Regions from separate parts of the Homo sapiens genome. Here region 2 is linked to region 1. A link is a loop called in an ENCODE intact Hi-C map of the cell type or tissue named here. Cell type or tissue: psoas muscle. All regions are shown on one strand. Region 1 has its middle 8.7 kb from the start of RUSC2. Region 2 overlaps TLN1 (talin 1).

Region 1 (2,500 bases):
ATGCTTGCTCTGAGTATAGGAGATAGGGCCCAAAGTAAAATTCTTAGGTTCCATCTTCTTTTCCCTTCCCCATACTGTCTCTTGTCACCCCCTACCTCTACATATGCTTGTCTGGATTAAAACTTGCAAGAGATGGTGGGAGGCAGGCCTGAGGTTGCTTTTTTTTTCTTTTTCTTGAAATGCTGCAACTCTGGCAGATATCTGGGGGCTCTTTCCTTACCCCTCCTTGCCTTTCTGGGAATAGCCTTCTGGACAATTAAGAGGCTTAGTCCCTAGTGAGAATGAAGGAGCAGGTTTATGCTGGTTTCCCAGGGACTCTAATTCTTCCTAAGTTGCATGAGTACGAGGGAGGAAGAGCACTGACTGCCTCCTTTGGAATTTCCCTAGGGCCTCTATCTTTTTCAAAAAAAGGGTGTTTCTCTTGGACATCCTGGGCTTCACTATCTTGCCAGAAGTGATGAGGGCCCCAAAGCCTTGTTTATGGGAGAATGCATAGGCAGAACGTCGAGTGCTTGAGTGTTTCAGTTTGGTCCAGACTGGGGACTGCTGTGGAAGTCTCCTGCACTCTTGAATTCTGTCAAAAACCTATAGCCAGAGCATGGGGGATAGGGTTTTCATCCACAGAGGCAAAAGCAAAAGAAGGTCATGAATTATATCTGCGTAGATTTTCTGTTGCACTTACTTTGTCCATGCTGATAGGCCAGAATAGTGGTTTAAGAAATTGGTGCCCAATCACAGGCAACATACAGAGGACCACACTGAGGATAATGCTCAGCAGCATTTGCGGCTGGTTCAGAGAATTCCTGACCACACCTGTAAACAGTGAGCCAGGAGGGGAAAGGCTGAAACAGAGCCTGGAGGACCGGGGTAGGACCAGGGGTAGGAGTTACCAGCCAGAACGTAGACACCTCTCTAGTCCAAAGAAGGAAGTTACTGACTTGTAGTTAGTTTAGGCTCCTGAGAAATAATATAAATACAAAAGAATTGTAGTTGGGTCCTTTGTGCAGCCAAAGTCACTGTGAATCCATGTGCCTCTCTCTCCCTCTAAAGGCAGGGCAGGGTAGGGCAGGATAGGAGAGCAGGGGTAAGTTATGAGGGAATCCTAGAGCACTGGCTTGCATCCAAAAATGGGAAAGAAAGCTTTGGAGGAGGAAAAAACAAAAAAATAAAAATAAAAAAGGTAAAAAAAAAAAATTAAAAAAAGAAAAAAAAAGATTTGAAGGAGAAAAATAAGTTAGTGGCCTGACAAAAGGTGAGAGACAGCCAGGTGCGGTGGCTCACGCTTGTAATCCCAGCACTTTGGGAGCCCCAGGCCGGCAGATTGCTTGAGGCCGGGAGTTTGAGGCCACCCTGGCCAACATGGCAAAAACACGTCTCTACCAAAAATACAAAAAAATGAGCAGTGCATGGTGGTGCACAACTGTAGTCCCAGCTAGTGGGGAGGCTGAGGCACGAGAATCGCTTAAACCCAGGAGGCAGAGGTTGCAGTGAGCCAAGATTGCACCACTGCACTCCAGCCAAGGCGACAGAGGTAGAGCAACAGAGTCTCAAAAAATTAAAAATAAAAACAAAAAGATGGGAGCCAACTACATCTACATATCTACTCTCTATATTTTGTCTTCAGCAAAGTGGAGATGAGAGAGAGGGAAAAATTATGGGAGACAACAAGGCGATATGCCACAGCATAAAGGACATTGAACTGGAACCAGGAAACCTAGATTTAAGTCCTTTAATTAAAAAAAAACCCTCCGGTGTCTAAAATGGCTCTAAAAATTGTTGCACTGCCTACCTCTTAGGATGCTGATAAATAGCAAATCTCGTAAGACATTTGAAAATACCTTGGAAACTCAAATAAGGTAACTTATTTCCCTAGCTACATTTTGAGCCCTTTTAGGGCAGAGACCATGTCTTATTTATATCTCTAGCCTAGCACATAGTAATGGCTTCTCGGTAAACATTTATTAAATAAATATACCTGGTTCCCCACCCTCCGCCCACTGGGCAGGGCCTTACCTAGGAATTGGAAGACGTCAGGGAATACTAGACACAAGCCATCGCTGTACAGGAGGAATGACACCCAAAAGTAGAAACCCAGGCTACCCCAGATGACAACATGGTTTATCATTGTCCAGTAGGTTGTCCTCAGGGCGATCTGAAAAGTACCCTCTTATGGGACCTGTAACCTGGGACCTGTCAGCTACCTCCCCCCTCCAATTATGTAATGAAGGTTGCTCCCTTCCCACACTCTCACCCTCTATTCCTCCCACTCTTTCAGAGAGGCCCCCACCCAATCCCCTTACCCCCACCACCACTGGCCACACCTGCATTGCGACCACCCAGATCAAGGAGGTCTGCACCACCAGGGAGAAGGACTGGTAGTCGGAGATGTCCTTCCCATCATTTCGTTCTGCATTGTAAAGAGCCCCCATGGGGACAAAGAACAACACGAAGGAACTGTAGATCCCATGCATTAAACACTTCACAAATTCTTTCTTGTTGA
Region 2 (2,500 bases), 220 kb before region 1:
AAAGAGAAGATGGTTGGCGGCATTGCCCAGGTGAGCTTCACCCCAGATGCTGAGGGACGCTGTCAGGAGGGCAGTCATGTTGCCTGCGCTGGTCCCAACTACCCTATGCCCCTGCTGTGCATCCTCACTGAACTAAGTCCCCGATCTCCACCCTCAGATCATCGCAGCACAGGAAGAAATGCTTCGGAAGGAACGAGAGCTGGAAGAGGCGCGGAAGAAACTGGCCCAGATCCGGCAGCAGCAGTACAAGTTTCTGCCTTCAGAGCTTCGAGATGAGCACTAAAGAAGCCTCTTCTATTTAATGCAGACCCGGCCCAGAGACTGTGCGTGCCACTACCAAAGCCTTCTGGGCTGTCGGGGCCCAACCTGCCCAACCCCAGCACTCCCCAAAGTGCCTGCCAAACCCCAGGGCCTGGCCCCGCCCAGTCCCGCAGTACATCCCCTGTCCCCTCCCCAACCCCAAGTGCCTTCATGCCCTAGGGCCCCCCAAGTGCCTGCCCCTCCCCAGAGTATTAACGCTCCAAGAGTATTATTAACGCTGCTGTACCTCGATCTGAATCTGCCGGGGCCCCAGCCCACTCCACCCTGCCAGCAGCTTCCGGCCAGTCCCCACAGCCTCATCAGCTCTCTTCACCGTTTTTTGATACTATCTTCCCCCACCCCCAGCTACCCATAGGGGCTGCAGAGTTATAAGCCCCAAACAGGTCATGCTCCAATAAAAATGATTCTACCTACAACCTCTGCCTGGCTTCAAGGGAGATACAAGTTTTCTCCCAGGGCAGTAGGAGAGACAGTGGGGTTGAATTCTGTCACCCAGCTTGATCCAGCTTGAAATGGGAGAGGGGAAGACTGGCAGTCTGCACCTGAGGTCCCTTCCTCCTTGCACCCGGACCCTAAAGTTATCCAATGGGGAAGTTGTGCCTGAGAAGTCATACTCCTGTTATCCTCACCTCCCTGGCCAGCACCTAAGCCTCACAAAGTGTCGTTCTGCTGCTGCTGGGACAGCAGCTACCACAGTTCCTTGTGGCTACCAGGACATTCTGTTCTTCATAGCTACTCAGGGTATGTCAACAAATCCAGTCCTTGACCAAATTCAAATTTTCAAAAGAAGCTTTGCTAAAAATAATATGCCTGTAAGTGTCTGAGCCTAAGAGAACTATGGCCACAAAACTGATTGAAGCCATTAGCAAGCAGAAAAATCCCAACTTGAGGCTGCCTCGGGTAGGCACCGCTCTTGATTGGGTTGGGACACTCCTGCCTAGGGTAGCGCTAAAAGTGAAGAGCTTGACCCAGGTGTGAGAATTTATTGTTAGAGGGGGCAGAGCTCCCCTAGTGGCCAGGAAGGTGCTAGCAGCCCTGTTCCAGCCACCCTGCTTATCTGGTGGGTCAGTGGAAAGAGGCAGTCAGAGAGGTGGATGCTGTGTGCTTCCACGTCCCCATCCAGCCACTCTGTCCATAATGCATGGACTCTCTGACAGTCGTCTTAGGTTGGCAACTATTTTCATGCGTGATTCTTTAGTCAGCCCTACCGCCCAGTACATTATTTCCTCAAGTAGAACACAAACGCCACCCATCTGCTACTAACACCTTCTACTCCCACCACATTAGGGAAAGCTTGAAGTAGATGGAATGTAGCTGGTAACGGTGGTTCGAGCCTCTAATCCCAGCTACTTAAAAGGCTGAGGCAGGAGGACTGCTTGAGACCAGGAGTTCAAGGCTGCAGTGAGCTATGATGGTGCCACTGTGCACCAGCCTGGGTGACGGAGTGAGAGCCCTTCTCTAAGAAAGTAGATGGAACTCTAGGACAGCCCATTAGGGATGGTGCCAACCTCCTACCATCACTCCTATCACCTGTGATTCATTCATTCAATATTTACTAAGCCATGCTTGTGCTAAGCACTGGAAAATTGAGATGTATTATCACTTCTCTGACGCAGAGGACTGGCAACTCCAGTACATACTGTGGGGGCTCCCTAATCCCAGATTCAATGTCATAGTATCAGTTGAGGACCTTGGAGATCAAATCCCTTCTATAACCTCCCCGACAAGTGGCAGTCTAGACTTTGAACTCCAGCTAGGAGCCCAGGACAGCTGCTTACTCCTGTTACCATTTCCTTGTCATGTCCTCAGGAACTGGGACCAATCACATACTTCTCACTAGTGATACCTTGGGAGCCATCTGGGGAGAGGCTTTAAAACCTATTAAACCAGCAGCTCTTCAAATGTGGTCCTCAGACCCCTAGGGTTCCCTAAGACCTTTTCAGGGGTCCATAGGTCAAAATTATTTTCATAAAAATACCAAGACATTATTTTCCTTAGCTGGGGATGGTGGTGCACACCTGTAATTCCCAGCTACTTGGGAGGCTGAGGCACCAGAATTGCTTGAACCTGTGATGCGGAGGTTGCAGTGAGCCAAGATCACGCCACTGCACTCCAGCCTGGGCAACAGAGCAAGACTCAAAAAAAATGTCCTTGATGAAGTAAAAAAAAAAAATTTTTT

The links. Peaks named below come from ENCODE experiments on the same cell type or tissue, not always from the same donor. Only the 100,000 strongest peaks of a DNase experiment are listed, where the experiment ranks them.
Region 2: a loop joins it to region 1, with 3 times the contacts of the local background. A loop is called at or near these places in 4 of 110 quality-filtered maps.

Annotation. Positions count from the first base shown.
Region 1 is chr9:35,480,112-35,482,611 of GRCh38, reverse strand. It overlaps the pseudogene ATP8B5P. Among named protein-coding and RNA genes, the nearest start is that of RUSC2, 8.7 kb to the left of the region's middle. RefSeq lists a silencer at 449-683. In psoas muscle, a CTCF peak has its summit at 1,046; a DNase peak (open chromatin) is centred at 1,041.
Region 2 is chr9:35,695,574-35,698,073 of GRCh38, reverse strand. It overlaps TLN1 (talin 1), which reads left to right. Exons shown (of 57, transcript NM_006289.4): 56 at 1-30; 57 at 158-1,126. The coding sequence ends at 283. Among named protein-coding and RNA genes, the nearest start is that of TPM2, 6.9 kb to the right of the region's middle. In psoas muscle, a CTCF peak has its summit at 1,339; DNase peaks (open chromatin) are centred at 413 and 1,343; H3K27ac peaks cover 1,548 bases.